Linked DNA regions of Mus musculus: region 1 is linked to region 2. Evidence: chromatin loops called from intact Hi-C (ENCODE). Cell type or tissue: gastrocnemius. All regions are shown on one strand. Links, peaks and the distances in the headings refer to the core of each region. The heading gives the core; the rest is flanking DNA.

Region 1 (15,506 bases), core at 4,681-12,680, 170 kb after region 2:
AGAAGTCACTGCCTTTAAGAGCCAGATGCGCCGGGCAATGGTGGCGCATCCCTTTTTAAACCCAGCACTTGGAAGGAAGAGGCAGGCGGATTTCTGAGTTCAAGGCCAGCCTGGTCTACAGAGTGAGTTCCAGGACAGCCAGGACTACACAGAGAAACCCTGTCTCCAAAAACAAACAAACAAGAGCAAAATGCTGTGAGGCTGGTCCCTTGCAGCTGATGGGATGTGGCCTGGTTTCACTAAACTGGTGACATGGCCGTTCTGTGATATAGTTAAGGGGGAGGTTTTTAGTACTTAATGAGAGCAGCCCTGAGGGGCATCTGGAGTCCAGGGCAGAGAGAGAAAGCTGACTGAACATGAACAGCAGGCTAGATGTAGCCAGGGGAGTGTGAGTGTGGGGAGAATGGCAGGTGAAGAAAGAGAAACCATGGTGAGCATGGCAGTGTCCTAAGGATGAGGAGCTGCGGGGAGGCCAGGGTGTGTGTGTTGCTGGGGGGGGGGGGGGGGGGCTGGAGTTTAGGGGAGGGGAGATAGGACTGGGATGCTTTGAACGCCTGTATGACAGGTACTTGAGATACCGAGGGAGCCTGGAGGCCATCCTAGACCGTAGATACAGATATGTATGGTACCTATTTGTCCCTTCTGCCTGAGGGACGGAGCTTCACAAGAAACCCTTCTGTAGGCCAGGCTGCGCTCTCTTGGACTTGGGATTGGAGTTTCCTCCAGCCCTGGCCCCAGTACAGGGAATAGTGGGGTCGGGGGAGCATGAATGAAGGATATGAATTGCTAAACATATCTTGCAAGTAGGGTTGTGTCCTGTGTCCTTCTAGAAAAGCGTTTGACCAGGGAAGCCTGTAAGACTGGGGACTTGCTCACTTCAGTCAGACCTTTGGCTACTTAGAGTCCTTTTTTTTTTTTTAAGCAGTACTAGGGGTTGAGCCCAGGGCCTCACCCACCCACTGTGGGCATGAGCTCTGCTGTGGACAGATGGTCGTGGGAAGTAGTTAGCCTGTGTCCCCAGCCTCAGTTAGGACCTTAGGAAAGGCAGTACTGAGCAGAGCCGGGAGCGCTCGGGCGTTTCTAGAGCAGGAAGCTGGATCCTCATGTGATAGGAGCTGGCATTGCTGGGCACTGAGGTGGGCAGCTCGGCTGCTCCTTTAATTCTTTAAGCAAAAAGATTAAGGGGGCTCCTCTAGACTTCCGGATCATAAAGGGACCTGGGCCTTGGAGAGGTACGTCCTGCTCCGAATCGGATCGCCGCAGCCAGGGGGGGTGCCAGGTTGTGTTGGTTTTGTTATGTTTTTTTGTTTGTTTTGTTTTGTTCCTCCTTGCAAAGATCGTGTGGCAAAGTGGTGACTTAACTCGGTTTTGATTTCAGCCAACCAGTGTCACACCCAGCTCCTGTGGCTTCACCTCGCCAGGTAGCAAAGAGGGTAACAGCCTGCTCAACCAGGGTTTCCTACAGGCCAAACCCGAGAAGGTGGTGGCCGCCCAGAAGACTCGGAGCCACATTCCAACCCCTGCCCCTGTGAGTGCAGTAAACAGGTCCCACTGCCCGCCCTTTCACCCCCAGGGCCTGACTTGTGAGTTCCTGTGGCTGCTTGCCTCATTGACTTAACTTTTACAGTCTTAGCCCAAACGCTACTTCCTACAGGAAGCCATTCCTGACCTCACTGGAGAGATGCCCCAGCCTCATTTCCTTCCTGAGGTCTGGACTTAACTGTCACTAGGATATTGTCTGTTCTAACAGAGCTGGCCTGGGTCTTGCTTCCCAGTGCCTTCATATGCTTGACTGGCTCCTTGGGATCTGCCCCTACTTTCCTGTCCCAGCCTCCTGCTTTACTGTTAAAGCCCAAGGATGGGGCCTGTTTTCCCTGGATCCACCAGGAAAATGGAGCACAGGCTGGCAAGAGGGAGGGGTCCTAGAAGCGTCCCCGCTCTTTAGTCAGGACCACTAGGGTTTATACAGAGCTAACCCTCTCACCTCCTCTCAGATGACCCATGCCTGGAAGACGGTGGCCTGTGGGGGCACCAAAGACCAGCTCTTCATGCAGGAGAAAGCCCGGCAGCTCCTGAGCCGCCTGAAGTCCAGCCACACATCTCGGACCCTCATTCTGTCCTGAGGGACTTGAATGGCAAGAGCCGGCTCTCATGTTTACAGGGGTAGGGTGTGGGGTAAGGTTAAAGTCACATTAAGTGACCAGCTTCAGGATGTCTTCTGCCAGCCCCTCAAACTACTTAGGTGGCAGAAGTCACGTGGTAATACCCCTTCCCTGAGTCTAGCTTTGGGAAGTTCCTGGTGCTAATAGAACAAGGTCCCACTCCTGGGCCTGCCTGTCCTCTACCCAATGCTAGAAGGAACCCTATCAGGGTCTCCCAGGCTCTCATCCAGTCTGGCCTCATCTCAGACTCCTGCTTAGGATGGGGGTGTGGCTAGGGGTGCGCCTTTCCTCGTCTCCTGTTGGTACACTGTCCCCACAATAAAATGCCATTCTCCCTCTGCCGCCCCGACTCTGCCCTCTGAGTCCTGAAGTGCCTCGATGGCCTTTTCCTGACATGTAGACCTTTGTCACTGGGTACAGCTTTGCCCTGTGAGTATCTCTGCAAAGCTCCCAAGAACTATGTATGAGTGGATGAAGATGGGTTCTGAGAACTTGTTGGAGCGCTGCATTCACCTTGGCCTTAATGCATCAGAGTCATAACGCACTTGGCTTGGGCCATCTTCCAAGGAGCGGCTGCCTTAAGTTGAGCCAGCCCTTAGGTAAGACCATTAATAGAGGGCTGGCAGACCTTTCAACTCTAGCCAATGTGCAGAAGGCTGCCCAGCCCCTGGATTCTGTATCATGAGTTGGTGGCAGCAGTTGCCTCGGCTGTTACCTCCCTAGGAATCAGTGGGTAGAGTGTGGCCCATAGCTGGTGATCAGTCTCAAACTTGAAAAGGGAGATGCTGAGCCTAAAGTCTAGATCAGGAAGTGTTTTCAGTAGCCTTGCCTGGGTGTCCTTGGGTTGGGGATCATATGGGAGCCCTATACTTAGTCCTGTTTGTAAGGGAGATGAGGCAAACCCTCTCCAACAGGGCAAGAGACAACATCTGAAGACATGACCAAGTTAGCACACCAGAGTCTAGACACTTTCCTGCTCTTATGCAAAGGATGCAGGAGGTGGACTCTACTATCCCACTCTGCCTCATCCTACAGCCTCCTGAGCCCCATGCTCACTGAGCTGCATCTGCCTCACCCCTACTTGTTTTCTCAGTATGACTAAGGCAACTTAGAGTAGCTACACTCATTGGTGTGTGGTCTGTGCTAGGAAAGGCGTGGGTAGGGTGGGGTGAGGCTGTCAAGCAGAGGATAGAGGCTGCTGGTGCCCACCTGGCTTTCCTGCCGTCTAGGATCTCTCCATGGGTGCTGCCACCTGCATTATTAGGGTGGCTCTTTTAAACCTGGAATTTCCTCGCAGACACACCCAAATGTGTCTTCTGGTCAGCCAAGTTGACAATAAAGAGTAACACATTGTAGTGTCTGACTCCTCCTTTTTCTGCTTTCTTGGGGAAGAGGCCTGAACTGCCTTCTTTCCAAAGGTTCCCACCAAGACTCTGGAGTGTCATGGCTGCCTGCTGTTGCCCAGAAATACAGGTCTAAAGGCTTTCAAGAGGAGCCCTGTCCCCTGGAACTTTGGCTGTGCTGATGAACTAGCCTAGGAGAGACACTTGTGCTGCGGATGAGCTGGAAGGGACCTCAGCTGTGCTAAATCTTTGTAGCCGCCATCAGTGGTATCCATCCATAGTTGGTGTTTCTTAGACTGATGTACTGAGCTGAGAGCAAAACGGGACTGAGTAGGAACTCTCAAAACTTCACCCTCTGAAGGTTGGAGAGGGTTGGGCCAGCAAGATCCAAATGATAGCCTGTGTCTATCACAGCCCCAAGGTGAAGATGGGGAGACAGGCTCTGGAGGTTGGGGAGGATTAAAGCGCACACTCAGGCTAGGGAGTGCCCTAAGGGACTCGACCTCACCTGACAGAACCTACACTAGCTGTGACAGAAGAGGCAGTAGTTTGTTGTGTAGCCGAATGCATTTCCCCAGTTCTTTTGAAGGGACTGAAGCAGGCCCAGGCAACAGCTGATGGCTGGGACCTGGGTTTGTCAGTGAGACTTTGCCTGGAGGAGTGGCTTGGATGGCTGAACCATACCATTATTGTTAGCCTTGAGGGAAAGGTTCCCAGGCAGGCCGGTTTCGAGGCCAGCCTGGTCTATAGCATGAGTTCCCGGACAGTGGGGCTACACAGAGAAACCCTGTCTACAAAAAACAAAAGAAAGGTTCCCTGGTTTGAATTTGCTCAACTACTCAGTCCTTTTTACAAGCACGAGCAGCTTTTTACTCCTGAACAACTGATGGAAACCTGTGAACCCAGCATCTGATGGTGACAGAGCTGGGACTTAGCCCAAACCAGCATCAGATGGTGACAGAGCTGGGACTTAGCCCGAACCAGCCTGTGCAGAGGCCATTAGATTCTTCAAGCTTCACCTGGTCTTAAACTTTCTACTTGAAAATTACTGTGAGTGTGTATTGAATTCTCAAAACTTCACCCTCCTTCCCCCAAGATGTACACAAGAGTAAGACCCTAGGGGTTGGAGATGTGGCTCAGAGGTTATGAGCACTGACTGCTCTTCCAGAGGTCCTGAGTTAAATTCCCAGCAACCACATGATGGCTCATAACCATCTGTAATGGGATCCTAAGTCCTCTTCTAGTATGTCTGAAGACAGTTACAGTGTGCTTACATATATAAAATAAGCAAATCTTTAAAAAGGAAGGTTGTAAAAAGAACCTATAGAAAACCCACTGGGTGGCAGCAGCTGGGAACACCTTTAATCTCAGCACTAGGGAGGCAGAGGCAGGTGGATCTTGGTGAGTTCAAGGCTAGCCTGGTGTACGGTGTGAGTTCCAAAACTCTTGTCTTGAAAAACAAAACAAGGGCTGGTCGTGGTGGCGCACACCTTTAATTCCACCACTCCGGAGGCAGAGGCAGGTGGATTTCTGAGTTCGAGGCTAGCCTGGTCTACAAAGTGAGTTCCAGGACAGCCAGGGCTATACAGAGGACCCCTGCCTCTAAACCCCGAAAAACAAAAAGAACTTACTAAAAGCCTGTTTGTTTTTTTAGCTAATACACATATAAAAACAAAAACCAGGAAAATACCTTCACATAAATGCACAGGTGAGAATTGAGATGCTGCCCCACCCCTTGGTTATTTCATTGTCCTTCCTTGAGGGTAAACATCCTATTGTATCTTGTGTATGCCTCAAACACAGACAGGCACAGTAAAATAGCTATAATGTACCCAAAAGTGCTATAATGTAGACACCCCCACCCCTGCTTTTTATCAAACTTGGGTTGGCAATCTACATCCCACTAGCCAAATCCAGCCTGCTGCTTATTTGTATAGACAGTTTTATTTCAACACTGCCTTAGGTGTTATCTCTGGCTGTTTTAATGCTATAGAACCAAGTAGCAGTGTCAGGCTTTCCACATCTCTACCGGTTCCTGACGGTATCTTCTCTCCTTTGTAAAGTTGCAACATAGTTTCCTTAGTTAGGCCTTCCCTATGGGTACCTCAGTGCTGCTATAAATAACACGGGAGTAACTTTTTACTCAACCCCATTTTCTGCGTGTGGCTGGCTGTGCGGGATGCTGTTTTAGATGTCGAATGACTTGATCAAAGCCTGTGTGCGTTGAGTGAGCATTTTCATAGCGACTGTTAAGTGTTCCCCATGGAAGGTGGTTCAATTTACATTCTCAGCTCAGTTCTAAACCCCACCTCCACCGCTCTTTCTAAACCTTTAAAAACAACCAGCACAGCCCGGACCGTTACTTTGCAGGTTTTTATTCAGATGAGATGCGCGATCCATCCACGCATTTGAGAGCCCTCTTCCTCCTGCTAGAAGTTTGCCTTCCTGGTCCTAGTCTGAGGATCTTCTGGGCATTGGTCTCCTCCCCGTGACTCTTGGATGTCACTTTCACAAACAAGTTTTTGGGGAACAAAACTCTTAAGGACGAACATTGGGTGACAGTTGGCGCCGTCAACATTCCAAATGTCAGGGTTGGAAAGCCAACGAACCTGTAGTGTGTCCTGGTTCTGCGGCTGTGGGAGGCTGACTTGCAGAGGGCCTAATGTGTCCTCTTCCTCCACGGAGCTCCTGTTGACACAGGTAGCTTCATGTTCAGCCAGCTTTCTGATGGGAACCACGTGGCAGGCGTTGTATTTACAGCTGGCCATCTTTTTGGCTTTCTTGGGGTTCTTCTTCCTGCATGACGCCAGGTGGTACTGGAACCTGCTGAGCGGGATTCGGTGGTGAGGGTTATAAGGACAAATTTCTATGGATTCTGGCTCCATCCGGGAGTTGACTTGAAGCCAAGTGTCCTGCTGCCCAAAGTGTACGTGGTACACCTCGAAAGGAAAAGCCTCTTCCTGTGAAAGATTGTGCTGTCTTCTGCCAGGCTTTGGCTCTTGGGTCTCTGGAGTGAAATTCTCACTCACGTTCTGTCAGCAATCGCTATGCAGAGAAAGCCAGAAAACAGCCACCAGAGACGTTAACTCAGGCAGGTACAAGAGCCCGAAACAGTAGCTTCCAAGGAGGTGAAGTTAGCAGGTTATAATGATGCTTTGACGCTAAGATACCCTGTGTTGTCAAAGGACAGAACAGGTGGTCACAATGGGCAGCTTATGACATCAGGGACAGACTGTCCACTGGGTGGGGGAAGTGGCTTGAGGAAAGCTGCTGTTCAAATGTAGTTATGACACGTACCCGGCCCTTGGCAGTTTCGGGCTTCATTAGCATAATCAAACCCCTTATTCATCAGCGTCGGTTGTGTGGTCTTTTAAAAACATCTTTTTTACATCATGTGTTTATTTGTAAGGAGTGACATTGGGGGTACACTTAGAAGTCGGAGAAAGACTTGTAGGAAGGATCAAATCCAGGTTATCAGGCTTGGCAGCAAGCACTTCTACCCCATGAGCCTTCCTGACTCCTTTTCTTTTTTTGTCCCTCTACTTTCCCCCTCCCTTCTCTCTTTTGATGCAAGGTCTCATGTAGCACAGGTTGGCCTTGACCTTGATATGTGGCTGAGGATATAATCACACCTTATAAACTGGGATTATAGACGCGGGTCTCCGTATCTAGTTTAGATGGTGCTGGGGACAAAGTCCAGGGCCTCATGCATTTGTGGCAAGTTATCTGTCAACTAGGCTATATCCTCTTCTTCTCTCCCCCCCCCCTCCCCTGTAGCTCTGGTTGTCCTGGAACTCACTCTGTAGACCAGGCTGGCCTCGAACTCAGAAATCTGCCCGCCTCTGCCTCCCAAGTACTGGGTTCAAAGGCGTGCGCCACCACTGCCCGGCATACTTATTTATTATGATAAATCTTTGGGCTGGAGTGAAGCAGGGCCAGAGCGACTGGGGCCAAGCAAAGCAAGCAATCTTCGTTCCTAGAAACCACATGATGGCTCACAACCATCAGTACAGCTACAGTGTACTCACATGCATAAAATAAATAAATCTTAAAAAAAAAATCCTCATGCTGCAGTCCACACGTGCTACAGTTTCCAAGCACGCAGCATGCTGGGTATCATTCCTTATTTTAAGTACACAGTGTTAAAGAAATATTTCCACCCCTTCCTCAGCCTCTACATTTTCCAGTTGCGTAGTAATTACAAATTGAAGTATCCATTTGTAATTACTAATTGGCTTTTTATTTTGTGTATGAGTGTTTTTCCTGCATGGGTGCAAGTGCGCTCTGTGTGTGTGTGTGTGTGTGTGTGTGTGTGTGTGTGTGTGTGTGTAGAGGCTGGAAGAGGGCTCTGGATCTGCTGGAACTGGAGTTGTTGATAGCTGTAGGCCACCATGCAGGTGCTGGGAACTGAACTTGGGTCATCGGCCAGAAGAGCAAGTACTCTTAGCCACTGAGACCTTTCTCTGGTCCTCGGTTTACCAGAATTTCAAGTTACTATTTTATCCTTTCTGGATCAGGTGAAGCTTTCTTTTAATCCACCCTCCCTCCCTCTCTTCCCTTTAGTGCTGGAGACCGAACCCGAGCTCTTACACTTGCCAGACTCTACTACCCAGCTAAATCCTCAAATCTCTGCATTTTAAACCTGGTTTTATTACTATTATTTATGAAGCTGAGTCAGGATTTTATAAAGACATTTTGGAAGACTGTAGTACAACTAACGTAAGCTTATCCCCAACTAACTCACACATAAATGAGACTTAGAATATGGTTATTTTATTCGGCTTTGACAATTACTGGGGGTCACCCCTAATCTGCTTTTCTGCTGGCCTGGCTACCTCCCCAGCGGGGGGTTCCCCAGATACCTGCTGTTTCTCCTGGGTCCCCTCCTCTCATGGCGCCTTCTCTCTCTCCCCTCATGGTCTCTCTTCTCTCCCTCTCAAGTCTCCACCCTCAGCCAGGTAACTCAAAATCCACCTACCTATAATCTCTCCAGTAATTGGCTGTAGCCATTTTTACTTAGCCAATAGTTTTAAGGAACAAGGTTTGCACAACAAAAGCTGGTAACCAGGAGAACTCACTCACTCATAGGCCTGGACCTTCGGGTTCAGAATTTAACTTTGTGATACACAGCAACAGATCAAACCTCAACAGAGGGCTGGAGAGATTACTCAGTAGTTAAGAGCACTTGCTGGTCTTTCAGAGGATGGTGGTTCGGATCCAACCCTCATGATAGCTCACAATTGTCTATTACACCAGTTCTAGGGAAGCTTGGTGCCCTCTTCTGGCCTCCGTGGCCTCCTGCATGCATGTGTGCTTCTCAAAGGAGTCAGAAAACAAGGACTTCCATAAATAAGGATGGAATGGGCTGCTGAAGGAAGAGTTTCTTAACCTTGTTTTTTTTTGTTTGTTTGTTGGATTGTTTTGTTTGTTTGTTTGTTTGTTTTGTTTTGTTTTGTTTTTTTGAGACAAGGTTTCTCTGTGTAGCCCTGGCTGTCCTGGAACTCACTCTGTAGACCAGGCTGGAGATCCCCCTGCCTCTGCCTCCCGAGTGTGGGATTAAAGGCGTGCGCCACCACTGCCCGGCTGAAGAGAGAGTTTCTTAACTCTGACTCAAGGGCCTTCTGGACCTCCCCGCTCTTGTCATTTTGTGTCGTTGAGATTTCTTTCCCTTTCTACTCTGTGCCTCTCCTTGACTCTAGGTTCTGCCCCTGCCTCTTTGCCCTTCTGGCTTATCTTGCTTCTTACACCCGCTTGGGGAATCACTGTCCTTCCGATTCAAATTCAACCTCCTGACTTCCTCTTGATAGACTGGTCAGCCTCCGCTTGTCCCATAACATCCTTGTTTCACCTCTTTTGACCTTAGAGATTTATTTGATTCATGTGTGTCTCCGTGTAAGTGTATGCTGTGTTATCTGTGGCACCCTCAGAGGCCAGAAGAAGGTGTTACAGGAGGTTGCAACAACCCGAAGTGACTTCTCTGGATGAGCCCCAAGTTCTCTTAACTGCTGACCCCCTTCTCTAGCACCTACTTTTATTTATTTATTGAGTTATTTTATTGTTTTGTTTATGAGTGTTTTGCTTTGCTTGCGTGTATGTAGGTGGTCCAAGTGTGCTCTCAGAGGTCAGAGATGGTGTTGGATCTTGTAGGACTGGAGTTACAGATAGTTGTGATGCTCCATGTGGGTGCTGGGAATCGAACCGGGGTCCTCTTGAAGAACAACAAATGCTCTAACCATTGAGCTTCCAGCAACTTCCTCTCCCTGATTCCTGAATAGTGTTTTTGCTGTGTTACTTCCTCTTATCCCTTGAGCTAAATCCAGTTTTTAATCATTCTACATGGAGTTGAGGGTCCAGCTCAGGCACTCACAATTTTGCATGTGTGTGTGTGCGTGCACATGTATGCTCGCACACACATATGGAGTCGGATGACTATTGCAGGCATTACCTACACTTTTCATCTCCTTGAGGAAGGGTCTTTCACTGACCAGGAGGGCACTCACTGGTTAGCCTGGGTTGGCTGGCCAGCACGTCTCCACCTCCCATCTCTGGGATAATAAGCAGGCACTACTATGTCCCGTGGCTTTTTCACCTGGATTCCAGGGACTGAGCTTGGCTCCTCTGGCTTCTGGGGCCAGAGCTTCACTGATGAGCTATATCTCCAAGCCTTTCCTTAACCTGTTAGAAGGTAGTCTACTTCATTTTCTGTCTGTCTTACAAAATTTTATTGTTGGTTTTTCCACAGTCTAATCTTTTTATTTGGGTATTTCTCTTTCTTCTGTTATTTATTTTATTTTATTTTATTTTTGTGCATTTGCCACTGAGACTCAGACCCACTGCCATGCATAAGCTAGGCAAGCACTCTGCCATACAAGTTATGGCTTCAAATGTTTTTCATTTTTGAGTCTGAGACAGAGTTTTGCTAAAACCTCCAGGCTGGATTTGAACTTGCTTCTGGCTCAGCCTCATTAGCAGGCCCGGCTCGGTAGTGATTTCTCTCTCATTCTCTTTCTGTTTTTGGAACACATGAGTTTTCTCACAAGGTCCCAGGAATCTCACACAGCTTTATTCATGAACCACTCATGTGCCCCTCCCAGGTGTAAGACCAGGAGTGGATTTCGCTTTAGATTACCCATCACCTTACCCTATTGTTCAGAATAATGTTTTCTAGCACGCACAACGTGCAGAGCTTGTGCTAATTTGACCTTGCCCTTGTGACTCTATAAGTCTGCACTCATATGACCTTGCTTACCTTAAAAGAATACCCTCAGAATATGAATTGTCGGACTTGGCTATTGCCTCAGATCAGCTCTCCCATGCTCACGCTGCCAATAGACTGGTAACACCCTGTACTTACGTATTCAGCTTCTTGAACCTGGGTGTGGCTATCTTGTGTTGGTTTTGGAACATGTTCAGCCAAATGCTGCTTCTCCTCTAATGCTGCTTCTGCCTCTTTCTCCCCCCACCCCGACCCCCGTCCCCCACTGAGGACCCTAGTGCTACACTCACTAACCTGAGCCCATCATATCCGCTTCCACGCACACCCTGTGCGATAAACTATAATTTCCTCCAATCTGGGCACTGTTTGTTCTGCAGTGACAGATCTGTTGCCAGATGTCCCTGCTGTCTCTTTTGTGAGAGTGTGTTGCACATGTGGGTGCACGTTTGTGTGGGTGTGCCTGTGTGAGCAGAGGCTACAGGATGGCATTGGGCATCTTCTTCTGTCACTCTCCATCTTTTTTTTTTTTTTTTTTTTAAGTGAGACAAAGTTTCTCAGTGAACCTGCTGCTTACTGTTTTTTTGGTTTTGGTTTTTGTTTTTTTCGAGACAGTGTTTCTCTGTGGCGCATGCCTCTAATCCCAGCACTCAGGAGTCAGAGGCAGGCGGATTTCTAAGTTCGAGGCCAGCCTGGTCTACAAAGTAAGTTCCAGGACAGTCAGGGCTACACAGAGAAACCCTGTCTCAAAAACAACAAAAACAAAACAAAAAATTTTATATTGGGCTGGAGAGATGGCGCAGGCTGCTCTTCCAGAGGTCCTGAGTTCAATCCCCAGCAACCACATGGTGGCTCACAACCATCTGTATTGGAATCTGATGCCCTCTTCTGGTGTGTCTGAAGTCAGCTACAGTGTACTCATATAAATAATAGGATTTATAAAATTCTCACTTTTTTGTTTTTTGTTTTTGTTTTTGTTTGGGTTTTTTTTTTTTTTTTTCCGAGACAAGGTTTCTCTGTGTAGCCCTGGCTGTCCTGGAACTCACTCTGTAGACCAGGCTGGCCTTGAACTCAGAAATCCACCTGCCTCTGCCTCCCGAGTGCTGGGATTAAAGGCATGCACCACCATGCCCGGCAAAATTCTTATTCTTTAAATTTTTTTTTTTTACATTGATGGGTATACTGGCTGCATGTATGTCTGTACTACATGGTGTGCATGGAGCAGTGCCCACAGAGGCTAGAAGAGAGACATTGGGTACTCTTGAACTGCAGTCACAGGTGGTTGGGAACTGACCTAGCGTCCTGGGAAGAGCAGCCAGTGCCCTTAACCACCAAGAATTCCCCTCAGTCTACCATAAGCTCGGATACTTGAACAGTTGGTTCCCATTGGTGACACTTTGAGGGTGTACTGGCTGGCTTTATGTTAACTTGACACAAATTAGCTAGAGTCATGAGGGAGGAACCTCAGTTGAGAAAATACCCCTATGAGATCCAGCTGTAGGGCATTTTCTTAACTAGTGATCAATGAGGCAGGGTCCAGCACATTGTGGGTGGGGTCACCCCTGGGCTAGTGGTCCCCAGTTTTGTAAGAAAGCAGGCTGAGCAAACCATGAGGAGAAAGCCAGTAAACAGCACCCCTCCATGGCTTCTGCATCAGCTCCTGCCACCGGGTTCCTATTCTGTTTGAGTTCCTGTCCTGACTTCCTCCAGTGATGAACAGTACAGTAGAAGTCTAAGCTGAAAAAACCCTTTCCTCCCCAATTTGCTTTGAGCATGGTATTTTCACTGCATCAATAGACACCCTAACGAAGACAGGGGGTGCGGTGATTTAAATGAGAAGGCTCCCCTCTAAGCTCAGATATTTGAATACTTAGTCCTCACTTGGTGGCACTGTGAGGGTAGGCTTAGGAGGTGCAGCCTTCCTTCAGGTCATAGTGTTTTATCAGCCAAACTCAAACGTAATGAATATAGATCTGCCTCTGCCGCAGCACTGGTATTATGGGAGCCCACGTCCAGCTTCATCTGTGGGTGCTGGGGACAGAACTCAGGTCCAGATGCTTGTTCAGCAAGCACTTTACCCGCTGAGCCGTGTACTCGGCCCTTCCCTACTGGCTCATAATTTGGGTGTTTACAGTTTGTGTGTTCAGGGCGCTGGTTGTTCTTACAATGGGCCACACTGCAGACAGAGCAAGACGTTTGCCCTTTCAGTGCTTTAAAGCTTGATAAGCTGAATTGATTAAAAACTGCGTTTGAAGCCCGTGGACCAGTTTTTACAAATTCATTTTGGCTTGAGGGAGAGAGGATCCTGTTATGTAGTTTAAGCTAACCTTGAACTGGCCATCCTCCTGCCTCAGCCTCCTAAGCTAAGCCCTGAGATTGTAGATGTGTGTCAACATTGCCAGGTAACTCATTTTATTTAGTAGTTTAATGTTTATTATCTTTGGAAAATCCTTTGTAGGGCAAATTCTGTTGCTCTAAAGTGTAAGATAGATGTGTCTTCCTCCAGAAGACGATTGCCATGTAGTGATATGGCGCCAGGAACCACTGCCGCGCCAGGGACTCAGGCCCTCTACAGCGCCAGGGACCGCTTTCACCCACATCCCAGCCTCCTCCATCTTGGCAAGCTTCTCTACTTCGCAGAGATTGGCATAAGGGCATGAGCCTGCAAGCGTTGCTTTCGGTTTTGCTCTCCTTTACCTTGTAGTTCAGCTGCTACCCTGGGACACCTTCCAAAGTCTTATTGGGTGGAAAGAAACATTGAGACACGACCCTAGATCCGTAAAGCCGGAGCTCTTGGTACCTTGGCTGGACATGGGAAACATTCCTTACTCAGGGGGTGAGGGTGGGGGTAGGGATTCCCACGACTGTTCCACTTGTACCGAACAGGACAGAACTGAAGTCCAAATTACACCTAATTCTAATCGAGTTTGTGGTTTCTCATTTGAGGCAGTGCCTCATGTATCTCAGTCTGGCCTTACACTCAGATGTATCTTGGAGGGCTCAGAACTTCTGATTCTTCCCACCTCCTGCTCCCAAGTGCTGGGAAGATGATGATAAGAGTCATGTTGTTATTAGTATGTGTGTGAGTGTGAGTGCGAGTGTGTGTGTGTGTGTGTGTGTGTGCGCGCGCGCGCGCGTGCGTGAGTGTGCATGAGAGAGAAGGGAGGGGAGAGAGAAGGGAGAGGGAGAGGGAGAGGGGCGGGGGGGAGGGAGCATGTAGTACCAGGGGTGGAGCCTAGGGTCTCCTAGGATTCTCTGGCATTCTGCTTATGTCTTTGCTTTTAGGTTTGCACCTAAAAAGGTCCCTGAAGGCTGAAGAGGTGGCTCAGTAGTTAAGGGAAAGTACCACTTTTGCAGAGAATACAAGTTTTCTTCCCAGCACTTATACCAGGGAGCTCACAACTGTCATTGCAGTTTCAGATGCCTCCTCCTCCTCCTCCTCCTCCTCCTCCTCCTCCCCCTCCCCCTCCTCCTCCCCCTCCCCCTTCTCCTCCCCCTCCCCCTCCCCTTCCCTCCCCTCCTCCTCCTCCCCCTTCTCCTCCTCCCCCCCTCTGCATTACAGATGGTAATGAGCCACCATGTGGTTGCTGGGAATTGAACTCAGGGCCCCTGGAAGAGCAGTCAGTGCTCTTTACTGCTGAGCCATCTCTCCCACCCCCTGGTGCCTTCTTCTGTCCTCAACAAAGGCACTGCATTCACTAAGCCTTGAGCTTCTTACAGGACCGGAGCGTCGGTAAAAAGACCATATTCTTGATAGTCACATAACTCATAAAGAAGCACAGAAGTAAACTACAGTTGTTCTACATTAACGCATACACACAGTGCAACTCTAAACAACAATATTGGGAGCTCTACCTTATGGGCTTCGCTCTCATTTTAGACCAAGTCTCTGTTTGTTATTTTTCTTCCAAAAAGGGGGCAAGGCACGACTCTCTTCAAGAATCTGCATTTCCAGGTCAGGCAGCAATAAACTATGACCTGTGGCCTGAATCCAGATCTGCTCTTGTAAATAAAGTGTGAAATCTTGAAACCTCTCCAGATCTCTGGTTTACATAGTGTCTGCTGGTTGCTGGGACTTATTTGAGTAGTCTGGACAGGCCGGATGTTTGCCGGCTGGCCTATTCTAGAGCTTGCCACTCCAGTTCTTGCTGAATTCTGTAATCAGCATGAGTTCTTTCCAAATCCCTTATCAATAATGGCTCAGGAAGCAGACAAATTGCTCAGGTTTCAATCCTCCTGCCTAGTTGGGCAGTGGTGGCTTACACCTTTAAACCCAGCACTTAGGAGGCTGGGGCAGGTGGATTTCTAAGTTTGGGGCCAGCCTGGTCTACAGAGTGAGTTCCAGGACAACCAGGGCTACACAGAGAAACAAAACAAAACACCCAAAACAAAAACAACAACAAAAAAACCCTGAGTTCGATTCCCAGCACCCAAGACAGTGCATATGTGATATATACAATCACTCAATCACATAAATAAAAAATAAGATCAATCCTCCTGCCCACCACTTAAGTACTTTTGTGACTTAGGCAGGGGCATGTGCACGTGTGTGTGCAGGACACATACATGGTACCTTGAATTTTCTTTTTAAAGATTTATTTATTTTTTTATGTATATGAGTACACACTATAGCTGTACAGACGGTTGTGAGCCTTCATCTGGTTGTTGGGAATTGAATTTAGAACTTCTGCTCGCTCTGGTCAACCAACCCCCCTAGCTCAGTCCCTGTTCGCTCTGGCCTTTATTATTATACATAAGTACACTGTAGCTGTCTTCAGACTTATAAGA
Region 2 (15,506 bases), core at 4,986-12,985:
CAGAAATTGCCACGTCTGAGTTCCCAGTGGGGAGATTTCCAGGCAGTGTGTTCTCTCCACATATGAGCTTCCAGCTTCTCTTCCCCCACTGTTGATGCTTTTATATCATGGGATAAACAATAGTAACCTCTGCTGTAAATGGTCTATCTTCTAGCCGTTCTCAAGGGTGCAATGTTTTTAATACCCATAGCTGTCTGTTGTCCTCCTTCCTCCCTGTGACAAGGTCAGAGGGCCAGCCTGCCCCAGGAAAAGGAGTCTCTAAGGACACTTAAGGTAAATGTGCTTGAGTCTGAGACAAGGGGATCCACCTTGTCCCCAGAGTCAGCTTTCAACAAACGCAAACAGCACATGACAATTTACAATTGCTATTACATGCTGATGTCCGCACCTATTATCATGTTTATCACTATTTCAAAATATGCCAGTGGTCAATAGACCTACCCCTGCATCTTGTTATTTCATGAATTAATTAGGACATCAGCCAGGCATGGCGGTGCACACCTGTGGTCCCAGTACTCAGGAGGCTGAGGCAGGAGGATCAGGAACTCATGGCCAGCCCAAGCTACATGAGACTCTGTCACAAAGAGAAGAGGAGAGAAAAGGAGAGGGGAGAGGAGAGAGTGCAAGCACTAGCCAGGCAGCTTCTAAAACTACAGCTCTGCTAGCTGCCTTTGCCAATTCTCTGACTGTGAATACTCCTACATCGCTTCTGCCAAGTTCAAGGACAGCTATGTTTAACAACTTGTTTGCCTAGTTCCTGAAAATGGAACCATCAGAATCATCTAGAAGTGTGGACAAGGTAACTGCTGCACACCAATGGTACCAGAGTGGCTTCTCCTGGACTCTTGCCTGTACCCCCGTGTGACACACACACACACACACACACACACACACACACACACACACACCAAATCCCTTTGGTGCTCAGTGTGATAAAATGAATAAATTTTATGCATGCAGCTTAAGTCTTTAATCTATTCCAGCAATAACCATAAGCCCCTCACAGGGCCTGTCTCACTCACACCGCCAACAATGATATAAGGCAGACACTGCTGGGGCTGTTTCTAGGGGAAGGTGAGGAAAGATGTCACTTTACCACCTGGAAACACTTGGTGAAGTCTAAAGACCTTTTGGGTTTCATAACTGGGCTTGCTACTGGCATCTAGTGGGTAAATGTAGCCAAGCACCCTAGAACACACAGGACATTCGCACTACCCAAGCCAGAATTACCCAGCCCCAAACATCCAAAGCATAAGATTGAAAACCCTGTGTTCCTGTTATTTCCACTAAAAATGAGAAGCTGTGACAAACATGACTGCAGAAATGACTCTGCATTTTCACTCACACTCCAATTCTGGGAGAAGGCCAGTCCTGTATTAGCCCCTTTCCTTGGTGCTGTAACAAAATTCAGCAAGGAATTTGCGTCCACAGTTTGTTTTTTTATATTATGTATTTGATGTGTGGTGATATGTAAATGTGCCCAAAGAGGCCAGAGGTGACAGAATGCCCTGGAGTTGGAGTTATTGGAGGTTGTAAGCCTAGCATGGTACACTGCACTTGAGTCCTCTGCAAAAGCAGGGCACACCTGTAACTAACTGCTCGGCCATCACTTCAGCCCCGAGATATGTTTCTGAAACTGTCAAGCAGGTTCCCTCATTTTCCATCCCTATGACTTACCATGCTCTGTGTCCCCTCTCCTCACCAGCCTTTGCTCTATTGTGTGCATGAATGTCTGCCACGGTGTATTGGGGGTTAGGGGTGGGGGCGTGCAGAAGCCAGAAGTCAATGTCACATGTATTCTGCAATCGCTCTCCACCTTATTTTTTGAGACATGGTCTCTCGCTGAACCCAGAGTTCACTGATTCAGCTAGACTGACTCTCCAGCGAGCCCCAGGGGTTCTCCTGCCTACCGCCTGGGCAGAACTGGGATTGCAGGCACATATCACCTTGAGGAATTCTTACTGTGGCTGCTGGGAACTGCACTCAGGCCCTCAAGAGCGTGCCGCAAGAGCTTCATCTCCCCCTGCCCTCTTCCACGTTTAAGAGAAGTATAGGTACACACACACACACACACCGCAACATCAAGAGGCCATATCTCAGCTTGGAGTCTGTCTAGAGAGCGCAGCTTTAAAAGCTGACCTGCTGTAAGCCTTTAATCCCAGCACTCGGGAGGCAGCCTGGTCTACAGAGTGAGCTCCAAGAGAACCAGGGCCACATACAGAAAGCCTGTCTCAAAAACAAAACAAAACATACCAGCCTCGCTTGATTCCAAAACTTTCCCTTTCCATATTAAGGGCAGAGCTTGGAGGTACGAGCCTAGAGTTTCTAGTAAGCAGCCATGAGGTGAGATTTAGCGAGATCAGGAATGTATCCCACCCACAAGAAGATGGTGAAACAACGGAAAGACTGTGAGAACGCGTGGCCAGGAGAAAGGCGTTTGCCTGAATCCCTTGGGGACACCTCCCGTAGGCCTGGTGCCAATGTTGGAAGGTGGGGAGCTAGAAAACCACCAGCGAAGGGATAAAAAAGCCAGGGAGTGCTCCACACAGCTGAAGCTCTAAGGCTATGCCACGGGGTTTCCCAAGCCACCGCGCAGAGAAAAGGCTGCAATACAGAGTTTAATTTAAAAAAAAAAAAAAATCGTCAATTCTACAAGCCCAAAGGGATGAAAGAGGTCTGTGTTGGGACAAGAATGTATACAGATGTGGGAGGATTCTGAGACATGAAGGAAAGAGAGTCACAGAAGTAGCCACTGGTGTCTGCTGGGAGTCCTGGTGGAAGTAGATGCAACTGAGCTTATAGGAAAGGGCAAGAAGCCATTTTTGACTGCCAAGGCGAGGCAATCTGTAGCTCGTCAGACAAGTGGGCTGGTCACCGCAAGAATGTGTCCAATTTAGCGGTCTCTTCTGAGCTCCTTCACTTAAAGATGCCCTGCCCCACCTCGTGACGCTGCAGATGCTCACTAACAGCTCCGAGGCCCCTGCCAGACGTGGGTGCTGTGCTCTTGAAGTCAATCTCCAGAACGATCAACTAAATAGACCTCTATTCTTTGTGGATTACCCAGTCTGTGGGTAAATTCCGTTATAAGAAAAGAAATCAGACTAAGACATGAGGATGGGGGGAAGAGGTTAGTAATCAAGACGCTTTAATGCAACAACGTTGTAAAAGTTAGAGTGTACATAGCAATCTATCAGGCACACAATCAGTAAAAGTGATTTTTCCTTTGCCTCAGGCTCCAATATGGTTCAGCTCAGCAAGGTCACTGATCCCGTTGATTAAAACTTTTAATAGTTTGTTCATCATGAGGTTTGTTGCTGTTGCTTTTTTGTATTGTTTCTTTTCTTTTTTCCATATTGCATTAAAATCTATTTGATTGCTAGGTTGTTGGTGGGGTTTGTGTATTTGTTTCGGTGCCTTCTTAAATTTTGCCCTGAGGTAAGCTATTGAGTTAACCTATTCAGTCTTGGTGCTGAAGAATAGGTCTTGGGAGAGAGATCAACCAAGATTCAGCCGTGGATACGCAGGCAGATAAAGTGAGATCACAGGTGCTCTGTGCCTGGACAAGAGTTGACCTTCAAGCCGAGTAAGGGCACACCAGCCATCAACCATGCATTCCCTGTGTGTGGACTCTCTTGACCACCAAGTGAAATCGATCAGAAGGAGAGGGTGATGAACATCCCTGAAATTGTCTTCAACCAATGACGCTGGAGACGTAGTCTATAAGTGTCTCGTCTTCCTTGTCCCTCACATGGGAGGATTTCCAGATATAATTCCACGATTCTTTTCCCAGAGTTCCCAGGTGAGATTTCAGTTACCAGCAGTGTAAGTGGCTTTGATAACACACCCACATGCTGGGTCCCCTCTCCATCTTACTGCCATAACCTACAGGTTTCTTGGGGCACTTCCAAGATCTCCGAATGTGCTTGAATCCCTACTCTCAGGATCTACTTCCAGAACAATCCAAACCAAGACATTCATCTATCCTTTACATGCCTGGCCTTCTTCTCTCTCTGTGGAGGGGGGGAAAAGGAATATTTTGCCTCTTGCAAGCCACCCTAATTAACCCGACATCGTCTTTAATCCACCCTGTTTGGTGATTACTAACACAGTCATGATTTCCAAGCAGGGTTTAACAATGATGGGAGGCGGGGCAGGGGGCAGCTAGAAATACAACTACTTCCTTAAGACCATCCAACCTATGGAAGCTTACCCCAAAATGCTTCACTGTTGGGGCAGACAGTGCGTGCTCCCGACAGATGCAGCAGATCTGCATGTTCCTACAGGAAAGGCTTTGGTGCTCGTGAGGCAAAAATACCATTGTGCAGCCGGGCGGTGGTGGCACACGCCTTTAATCCCAGCACTTGGGAGGCAGAGGCAGGAGGAGTTCTGAGTTTGAGGCCAGCCTAGTCTACAAAGTGAGTTCCAGGACAGCCAGGGCTACACAGAGAAACCCTGTCTCGAAACACACACACACACACACACACACACACACACACACACACACACACACACACACACAAAGAATACCATTATGCTGGTTACATTCTTGTTGCTGTGAGAAAGTACTCAGACAAAGGCAACTCAAGGGAGAAGGGTTCACCTCACAGTTGCAGCTTACAGTCCACCATGGTGGGGAAATCACAGCGGCAGGAGCTTGAGGGAGCTGCTCACACTGCATCTGTAGTCAGGAAGCAGAGAGGAATGGAAGTGTTACGTTTGGCTGGACTTCTCCTTTTTATGCTTTCCAGAACCCAAGTGGAGGGAATGGTTCCGCCCACAATGGTCTGGCCTGCCCACATCAATTAATGTGATCCTTACAGATGTTAATCCTTACAAATGTTCTCAGAACTTAACCTTAATCTAGGTAACCAATGAGAAGTGTGCCCAGAGGCTCATCTCATGGGTGATCCTTGATCTTGTCAAATTTACAGTTGAGATTAGCCAGCTCAGCCATAGCATACAGTGCAGCATAGGGCATCTGGGGGAAAAAAAAAACCAGCTCTGGAGAAATTGTTACCCTGTATCTAGGAGCAGGAGAGCATTTCTCCACCCCGGAGGGCCTCCCTGAAACAGGGACATGCTGCTGGCCAGTAAGGTGGCAACCATTATCCACGCTGATGTCATTGCCCCATGTGAAGGAAGTCATTGTGCCAGCCCAGAACAATTGTGTGCTCCCCCCCCCCCAAGACCTCCCTCTTCCAGCCCTCAGGCCTCACTACTAACATCTCCAGGGGCACAGCTGATAAAGTTAGAGACAAAGTGAGAAGCAGTGAACAGTGACTGCTATCCCTGTAACCTTGGTGACTGTTGTCACCCCGTAATGTCACTGCTATCACTGATGCTCTTGCTGCATCTACTCTGCAGTCCCAGATGATACTGAAGCCAGGGGAGCATTGGAGGAGTCGGACCGGGACAGGAGATCTGGTCTCTTTAATGGACCACTAAAGAGCAACCCAGTTAGCTTTATTTGAAAACCATGGGCTTTGAGCATACCCTAAAAGGAGAGACTCTGACTCCTTTTTTTTTTTTTTTTTTTTTTTTTTTAGAGGGCAGGCCTCAGTGTTTATTGACAGCTTTACCGGATGCTGGACCTGGCTCTCAGCTGCCCAACAGGAGAATACAGGTTTTTCAGGGTACAATTGCTAACAAGATGGGGTCCTTGGAGGTTCCCTTCCATGTGTGGCTCAGCATTACTGCCTGGAGTCACAGTATCCCCTCAGAGTGGGGAACCTACTTCTGCTTTCTGTACCTGCTCACTCTTGTGGGTACCGTCACAGTAAGGGGGCCGCCGAGTGGCCTTGCAGGTACATAGGGCCACTGTGCGTGTCTCTTGGACCTTGAACTTGAGTGGAGAAAGGCCAGTACGCTGGAAGAAGTGGGAGCCATCACAGAAGGGCTGATTCTTGCTTCGGCCACATACACACCACCTGTAGTTTTTCCCAGCAACCAGCTCCAATCTGATGTGTGTCTTCTGTGCCACCACTGGCTTGGTTGGCTCTTTGGGGAACCATCGGGCCAGCCAAGAAGAGATTTCCCGCCTCTGATACGGCTTCGACAAGGCAGGCAGGCAGATATGATTTGGAAACAGAAAAATAAAATCAGTGGGGAAGGAGAGACGCCGGAAGCCCATCAGGAAAGGGAAAGACCACAAGCCAAAGGAGCGTGGGACCTTTTTTTTTTTTTTTTTTTTTTTTTTTAATGGTTGGGAAAAGGTTCAAAGAAGAGGCGCTGCGGATCTTGGCATCTACTCGGGAGCTCCCTCCGGAAAGACTCGAGACTCTGACTCCTAACACTCTGCAGAGATGCTTGTCTCTGGGGTTGATTGCCAGCCAGCACCAGGAGCCAGCCTGGATCTGAGATGGGCGCTACTGAATGTCTGTAATCTCTGCACCTTGGGTGGAAAAACAATTGGCAGACACCTTTCCTGGCCATTAATTCTTTACAGCCAACTCGGAACCCTCCCTCGGGGCAATGGCTGATTGTTTGCAGTTACTGTCAGCCTGGCCCTGAATTCAGAGCAGGGAGCATGACTGTCCCCTTACCCTCTTCATACACTTCTTCTCCTGGTGCCCTCCCCTATCTCTTCCCAGAGCCCCAGAGGGGCCAGAGAGAGCTGCCTGTGCAGATTGGAAGAGATAAGAAATGGCCTTCTGTACAGAGAAACTACGGTTTAAAGGCCACCGAGTTAAAGAATCACAGAAGAAAGCGATTGACTCACTCTTCTCTGCAGAAAGTATTTCTCAGCATGTGTGTTCTTGAACTGTGATCTCTATGAATGCCTGCACCACCTTACACAGTAAGTCTTATTTTAAGCCCAGAGGACAGATCGAGGACACTGGGAGTGGATTTGGACTCCAGAGGGATTTTCTTCCAATGTCCCGCGTTGCTATCTTCCTTCAGTAAACATTCTCTATTATATCCATGCTGTCACCAGAAGAGAATAAAAGGGAAGCGACATTTCCCTCCCTCACCCCACCCAAAGAGAGAAATAAAATCTTCCCTGGTCGGTCCATCCATCCTTGCTAATCCATCTCTCACAAGATCTATTCATCACCTGCTGTTGTGTGATTTCTCACGGAGAGACATGAAAAATGTCTATTCGCCCCAGACAGGGCACCAATGGCCAACCAAAGACACAACTCCATCCAAATCTAGCTTAGTTTATTTACAGAAGCATAGGGGAAGGCTGGCTTGCAACACCATGTGTGATTCAACATCTGCTCCATTACCAAGAAACCTACCCCAAGATGGGCAATAAATAAGTCAGGGAAGTTCCATCCCCAGAGTTCCCTGCCCAACCTACAGGCAGCTCTACCGGAGAGTGTTCTGTGCCCAGTAATTGTTTACTACTTTTATAACCTTGGGCAAGGGCTTCCAAATGAGTGCTAGGAAGACAGGATGCTGCAGTCAACATCAGACACAGCATGACGCTGCCTCTCCCGGTTAGCTTTACCTGTCAACTTGACACAGCCTAGAGTCATCTGAGAATAGAGTCACAGTTGAGGAACTGCCCGGGGGATATATATCTGTGAGGGTTTGTCTTGATGGTTAATGGATTCAGCAGGGCCCAGCCCACTGTGGGAAGCACCATTCCCTGAGTAGGTAGCCCTGGATTGTCTAAGAAACTAGCCAGGCATGAGCCTGCACGCCAGCTAGCAAGCAACATCCTCCACCGTGCCGTACTTTTGACTGTGAAGTGGGTTCCTTGATCAGAATAATGTTGTGGGAACCAGAGATATGGCTCAGTGTGGAGGAAGACTTTTAACCAGGCCTAATGACCTGATTTCGATCCCTGGAACCCATATGGTGGAAGGGAAGAACTGATTTCTGAGAGTTGTCCTCTGACCTCCAAACACACAGAGAACAGACACACATACACACACAAAACTCACACACATAAAGAAATAATGTCATATGGGAAGGCAAGCAAGCCTCCTTTGAGTTCTTGTCTTGATTTCCCTCAATGATAGACTGTGACCCACGAGGTGAAATTAACCCTTTCCTCCTCTAAGTCACTTTTGTTAGAGTTAGAGTGTTCTCATTTCTCTCATGCCTTCCTGGTCTTCCCTGGATGTGTGACCAACAAAGATGTTCTTCTTCAGCCTCTCTGCCAATCCGTCATCCCTGAACCTGAACAGCACTCCTGAGTCTACTACGCATGCATGCCTGCCTCTAACCCTGCCACCCGATCAGCTCAAACTCTAAAGAGAACCTTCTGGGCTACAGTCAGCTACTCAGGGGGCATCTTAATCCCTGTTTGGGTCATCGAGCAACTGTTGGACCAAGTGAAGCATTTGGCACCAGCTGCCACCTACACTGGTTAGTGGCTCAGAGTAGTGAACAATATAACTACAGAAGATGCAGTCACACCCACATAGTGTAGGGGAGTTGAGGTCTGAGGGTCACATCAGAGATGCCACACTTCAGTGATAGCAGCCAAGGTAGCAAAAAGGACTTAAAATCTTATCATAGGAGAAACCGTTGGGGGACAGCGAGAAAGAAAGGACGTTTAAAAGAGGGCCAGAGTGCTGACCGCAAACATCTGGAAGACCCATTTGTGGGAAACATGTGGTATTTTAGATACACAGCTTTGTGCACAGTAGGACCCACAGAGGTCACAACTGGAGGCAGGGCTTTATTCGCATAAAGAATAATTTACGATGAAAGATAGAAAAATGAGCTTTCAAGTAATGGTATGAAATCCTCGGCTACTATGAGATCCTGACAACTAGATTTCCATTTCAGAACTTCAGAACTCTGTGACTCAGAAACCCCATTTCTGTAATTTCTCTACCACTGCAAGTCACACATACAGCCACTTGGTGGCGACAAATGCACATGTTCAGAGCCAGTCTTCCTGTCTGGAAATAGAAAAACAAAACAAACGATTGATTCAGATAAATTGACATTAGTGAAGTGATCAGACACTATAAACAAAGTCCCCCCAGTAAGAGTTGGTCCCCAGAACAACCCAAAGAGCTCCAGCACAGGTAATTTGTGTTCGTTCATTTTTTTGGTTTTGTTTGGTTTTGTTTTTAACAACTTTACTCTGTATCCAAGCTGCCTGAAACTCACTGTGTAGTCCAGGCTGGTCTCACACTCCTGGGATAATCCTGACTCGGCCTCCTAAGAGTTGAGATCACAGGCACTAGCTACCACATCCAGACTGCAAATTTTCTTTGAGATTACATATTTTAAGTTTTCCATTAAAACGCACACACCTACACACAAGATGCAAAATGCTCAGATCACAAGACACCACAAGACAGATGTTCATGAGTAGAACTGACTTGTGTAATCAGTTCATCCAGCCAGGACCAGGACCCCAGAAACCCTGCAGGCCTCCTCTAGCCCCTCCCACACCAAGGCAACTTCCCCACCTCCAGCGCCCTGATCAGTCTGGCAGGTGACTTGTTTGTGCCATAGTGCGACTATTCAGCAGTTCAATCCTCCACTGTATGGTGGGCGGAGGGTGGCATCTGCCTGGTTTCTAGCTTGAGGGAGGCTTACCCATAATGCTGTTCCGTATTTCCATTGCTTTGCCTTGCAAGCCTGTGAACTTATTTCTGTCTGCCAGGTGTGGAATGGCTCCTCTTGGCGTGGTCACTTCCAGCTTGCAGTAGCAGAAGGCACTAGATGCACTTTCCCAAAGTAACTGTAAAAATATACACTCCCAAATATGTCTGAGTGTTCCACGACTTCCTCGCCAAACCTGAATTTTCTGTTCAGGTGTGTTTTGGTGGAAGGGAAAGGGGAGGAGAGAGGCTGCTCCTGCAAACCCTTATCCCTCCTTCCAGGGTGGTGCTTGCAATGAGTCTGGGCAGCAGCAACAGCGAGCCACAGAGAGAAGCTGGAAAATCTCCTCCCACTCCTATATCCCCAGAAAACCATGGACATGCAAGACTTTTCTGCAGATCTCCATGTCCTGGGTTCTGAACAAGCGCAGAATGGAGTCCCACCCCACTCGCTGAGACCTCACAGGGTGCCTCCACAAGAAGAAAACAGAGAAGAGAATACACAGCCTGGGGCAGGAAGGGGATGAGGGAGGGGACGGGGAGGGGGGGAGGTACAGAGTGCAGGGAGGATGCATGGGTGGAAGAGGTTCCTCTGGTAACTTGGAGCAGAAAGTAGAAGGCCGGGGTGCAGGTCTTAAGAAAGTATGTTTCAGAAACAGAGAACTGTTCAATGAGAGGGAGCTATAGGTATATGTTTGACACATTCAAAGGAAAAGCTGATAGAATAAGGTAGGAAAGGAAGGCTGTGAGACCGGATGGGGTGTGACTGTATATAAGAGCTGCCCAGCTACTGTTAAAAGGTAGTTGAGGGCCGAGTAGAGTGCTAGTCTAGCATGCTCAAGGCATGAAGGAGTTCCATTCCCTGAAGGCAGATGTAAAACACAGAGAGAGGGGGAAAAAGAGAGACAGAGACAGAGAGACAGAGACAGGCACACATATAGAAAACAGAGACACACACACACACACAGAGACAGAGACAGAGACAGAGAAATACAGGCACACACATAGAAGACAGAGACACACACACACTTAAGAATTCTTTGAAAAAATAATAAAGTGGGACTTGGTGGTACACACACCTTTATTTCCAGCAACTGAGAAACAGAGGCAGATGTATCTCTCTGAGTCTAACGTTAGCCTGTTCTGCACAGCAAGTTCCAGGCCAGCCAGGGCTACATAGTGAGATCCTGGCCCCAATGTGATTAATTTAATTAAATGGTGTCTTTAAGTTGTTCAGATCAGACCGTCTTTGTTGCAACTTGCCAACACAATAACTACTGACACTTTTACAACTTGAGAGAAGCCGTATTAGTCAGGGTTCTCTAAAGTCTCGGAATTTATGGGCTGTCTCTATTTATTAAGGGAATTTATTGTAATGAGTTACAGTCTGCAGTCCAACTAACCCAACAATGGGTAGCTGTGAACAGGAAGTCCAGGAGTCTAGTAGTAGCTCGGTCCCACGGGGCTAGTAGTTTCAGCTGGTCTTCTGTGTAAGCTGGAATCCTCAAGTAGTGGGTTCCAACGGATGTGCCGGCAAGTAAGTGTGAGCAGGTGAAGTAGAGTGAGTCTTCCATGGGCTGGAGAGAAGAGTGAGTCTTCTTCTTTCAATGTCCTTATATAGGCCTTCAGCCGTCACATTAAGGGTGTGTATCACCATGTCTGGATTTGGAACTTGGCTGGCCTTGATCTCAGAGATCAGCTTGCCTCAGTCCTAGGATTAGAGGTATGTACTACCTTGCCTGGACCTAAGCCTTTCTTGGCCACTCTGCCTCAAAATCTAGATCAAACGCGTTTGTTATCCCAAGACAAGATCGCAGTCAGAAGCCTGTGCCTTCCAGCCTCAAGATCTGAATCACAGGTGTGCCCTGCATTTCTGGATTGTAGTTCATTCCAGATGTAGTCAGGTTGACAACCAGGAGTATCCATCACAGAAGCTATGACCCTGTATAAGTGAATGGATGTAGCTGCATGCCAATAAAGCTTTATTTATAAAATAAATAGAGGGCCAGTTGAGCTAAGGCCCTAGTTTGCAGGGACATGTGCACAATTGAATCCTCCATGCTAAAAATAGATCACACAACCCCCATTTGGGAAATGTATGTCCTGTGTTCTTTTGAATCAAGAGTATTCCAGAGCTGGAACAAGCTTCCGTGGACTGTTGTCACGCAGACTTTCAGGGGTGGGGTTGCTGAGTGAAAGGTTTATGAACTTAGTTTTTTAAAATCCTTCCCGTCTCTACTTTCTCTGACACCCATTCTGGATTGTCCTGCTGTTTTTCTACCTTCTTTTTAAATTTTTTATTTATTATGTATTCAGCACATATACATATGCCCGAAGGCCAGAAAAGGGCACCAGATCTCATTACCGATGTTTATAAGCCACCATGTGGTTGCGGGGATCTGAACTCAGGACCTCTGAAAGAGCAGACAGTTCTCTTAACCTCTGAGCCATCTCTCCAGCTCCCAGTTTTTCTACCTTCTCAACCACAACTCCCTAAGGTTTGTTGTTTGTTTGTTTTTCCTGAATTTGACTCAAATCTCAGAGTTTCCGTGGTAAGCAGAATGTTCCCTCCCTTAAAGATCCCCACATCCTAAATCCTAGAACGTGGAATGTCACCCTCCATAGCAAAAGGGATTTTGCAGAGAAAAGGCCTTTTAGCTTGAAGTAGGGAGCTTGTCTTGATATATGCAGATGAGCCCACTGGGGTCCACATAGAGGCAGGAAGAGCACTGGCTCAGAGAGGGACATGTGGCCATGGAAGCTGGGATCGAAGTCCGAGTGATCTGAGTGATCCGGGTCACAGAGCCCACCAAGTTAATGGCTTTGAAAAAGGCAGAATCAACAAGCCTGAGAACACAAACAACCTCTACACACTGGAGAAGGAGAAAGGAATAGATTCTCGCCCTGGGGCCTCCAGAAGGTCTTACTGTCTCCTTTGTTTTTGCCCAGAAAACCATGGAGACTTCTGACCTTCATACCTGAAGATGACACATTTGTGATGCTTTAAGCCACTGACTTGCTGGTACTTTGTTACAGTGCCTTAAGTATACATAGGGGGCTGGAGAGATGGCTCAGTGGTTAAGAGCACTGACTGCTCTTCCAGAGGTCCTGAGTTCAATTCCCAGCAACCACATGGTGACTCACAACCATCTGTAACAGGGTCCGATGCCCTCTTCTGGTGTGTCTGAAGACAGCTACAGTGTTTTCATATACATAAAATAAAATTAATTAAATAAATCTTTTGTTTTTTGTTTTTTGTTTTTTCAAGACAGGGTTCCTCTGTATAGCCCTTGCTGTCCTGGAACTCACTTTGTAGACCAGGCTGGCCTCAAACTCAGAAAACTGCCTGCCTCTGCCTCCCGAGTGCTGGGATCAAAAGCGTACGCCACCACGCCTGGCAAAATAAATAAATCTTAAAGAAAAATAAGTATACATATTTAAGGGCGAAAGATTTATGCAGTCTGAAGAGACCTGTAATGGTGGTGCACGCCTTTAATCCCAGGACTCAGGAGGCAGAGGCAGGTGGATCTCTGAGTTTGAGGCCAGCCTGCTCTACAGAGTGAGTTCCAGGACAGTCAGGTTTACATGGAGAAACCCTGTCTTAGGAAGGAAACAAAACCTGTACATAGGAGTTGATGCTGAGGGTAGATCTTGGTGGAAGAGCACTTTCCTGGTATTGTGTCTTTGTTAGGGTTTCCATTGCTGTGAAGAGATACCATGACCAAGACAACGCTTATAAAGGACAACATTTAATTGAGGCTGGCTTACAGGTTCAAAGTGTCAATCTATTATCATCATGGCAGAAAGCACAGCAACATCCAGGCAGGCATGGTGGTGAAGGAGCTGAGAGTTCTACATCTTCATCCAAAGGATGCTAGGAACAGACTGTCCTTAGGCAAGTAAGGTCTGAAAGCCCACCCCCACAGTGACACACCTCCTCCAACAAGGCCACACCTCCTAGTGTGCTACTTCCTGGGCCAAATATATTTAAACCACCACGAATGGGTTCAGTTCCCAGCATCAGACAAATTGTATAGAAAAATTAATCTAATCCTCAGGACGCAACGCTCAGGTCTGGTCTGCAGCGCATCCTCTCCGGAGTTTTTCCACCTTATAACAACACACAGACTTGTCTCTCTCGTCCCTCACACTTTCCTGTGTAGCACCGACAGAATTTGTTTACAAATTCGTACTAGAAGCATTTTTCCCGGGATGGGCTTGGGTGCTGTAGGTTCAGATTTGTGTGTTTAGTATGACAACAGCATGTCACTCAGATGACATAAAATATTTGGCTAATTCAACATATGCCGGCCCTTAGGAGCTACCACCTCAATGTCTAGTAACATCTCGTTGAAAACTCTGGTTAAACTGGGTGTGGTGGTGCACGCCTTTGATCCCAGCACTTGGGAGGCAGGGGCAGGCAGATTTCTGAGTTCGAGGCCAGCCTGGTCTACAAAGTGAGTTCCAGGACAGCCAGGGCTATACAGAGGAACCCTGTCTTGAAAAACCAAAAAAAGAAAGAAAGAAAGAAAGAAAGAAAGAAAGAAAGAAAGAAAGAAGGGAGGGGGAGGGAGGGAGGGAGGGGAGAGGGAGAAAGAAAGAAAGAAAGAAAGAAAGAAAGAAAGAAAGAAAGGAGGGAGGGGGAGGGAGGGAGGGAGGGGAGAGGGAGAAAGAAAGAAAGAAAGAAAGAAAGAAAGAAAGAAAGAAAGCAAACTGATTAATCCTTAGCCACACAAACACTAAGGAGGTCCCGACCTCTCACATAAGGACCAGTTCTCAAAAGGAGCAGTTCTGTGTGTTGATATTTGCTCTATTGCTGACCTGGCCCACAGGTCAGTCAACAGGGTCTGTAAGAGAGAGAGAGTGGGGATGGAGGGGCAAGTGACGAGAAGAATGGAGACAAGACAGGCTATCTGATCAAGTCTCAAGTCTCATTTATTGGAAGGCAACTATGGGTTTATAAGCACAAATTGAGGACTGTAGCTTAGCCACAAGTGCCTTGCAGCTGGGGGCACTAAGCCACAAGTCCAGGCTGTGTCTGAGAAGATCAGGTTGTTATCAGAGTGTGTTCAGCTGTGGTGTGAGCTGCTTGCAAAAACATCGTGCTAGGAAAACAAGCAGGGTGGAAAAGTACCCACCTGTAAGTAAATAGCCTGAGGTGGCTGCAGAGATGATAGCTGCTTTCTGCTAGGAATCAGCTCCCAACATTTTGCTATGTATTATAATGCTAAATTCTATAGCTGAAGGCCTATGCCTGGGAGTGACTTCTCCGGTTTACAAGCTGTTGTTGTGCAAACCTTGTTCCTTGGTTTAAAACTATTGGTTAAATAAAATTGGCTACTGCCAATTCCTGGAGGAACTAGAGGTGGGTGGTTTTGGGTGATGTGGTTGGAGGAGAGATTGGGAGAAGAGAAGAAGTGGCCAGGAGGGGAGAACCATGAGCACATGGCCAGGAGAAACAGCAAGTATCTGGGGCACACCACTGGGGAGCCAGCCAGGCCAGCAGTCAGAAGAGGAAACTAGTGATTACCCACCAGTAAGCAGTCAAAGCCAAATAAAATGGCCACAGTCTGAGTCTCATTTATTTGTAAGCTAGTTAGAATAAGCTTAAAGTGGTTCTTCTACACTGTCCCTCAGCAGCTGCTGTCACTTTCTGAAGGCTTACCACATTTTTTTTTTCAGTCACATTGGATATGGGAGTAGACCACTGGCACTTACATGGATAGAGCTCAGGGAGTCTGTTGAGTGTCCCACAGCACAGAGGATCACCCGTGACAAAAAAACCATCTGACCCAGGGGCCAGCAACGTGGAGACTGAGAGCCCGGCTCTAAATGGATCTCCTGCAGATGTTCTGAAAGTTTTATTTTACCCAGGGATATTTGTTTGAGACAGGGTCTCAGTATGTAGCCCAGGCTGGCTTTGAACTCACAGAGATTCCCCCTGTCTCTGCCTCCCAAGTTCTGGGGGCAATTTGGAGATAAATAAATATA

What was found. Hi-C counts contacts between places; a loop is a spot of excess contacts. Peaks named below come from ENCODE experiments on the same cell type or tissue, not always from the same donor. Only the 100,000 strongest peaks of a DNase experiment are listed, where the experiment ranks them.
Region 1: a loop joins it to region 2, with 2.2 times the contacts of the local background. A loop is called at or near these places in 10 of 42 quality-filtered maps.

Annotation. Positions count from the first base shown.
Region 1 is chr2:163,081,172-163,096,677 of GRCm38, forward strand. Gtsf1l (gametocyte specific factor 1-like) reads right to left here and starts at 8,430. Exons shown (of 2, transcript NM_026630.2): 1 at 8,368-8,430; 2 at 5,860-6,676. The coding sequence starts at 6,390. The coding sequence ends at 5,935. Mybl2 (myeloblastosis oncogene-like 2) reads left to right here. Exons shown (of 14, transcript NM_008652.2): 13 at 1,379-1,528; 14 at 1,995-3,516. The coding sequence ends at 2,123. In gastrocnemius, for the core only: a CTCF peak has its summit at 8,794 (motif pointing left); a DNase peak (open chromatin) is centred at 6,328.
Region 2 is chr2:162,913,555-162,929,060 of GRCm38, forward strand. It overlaps the pseudogene Cisd3b. Among named protein-coding and RNA genes, the nearest start is that of Srsf6, 10 kb to the right of the region's middle. In gastrocnemius, for the core only: a CTCF peak has its summit at 8,820 (motif pointing right); a DNase peak (open chromatin) is centred at 8,822.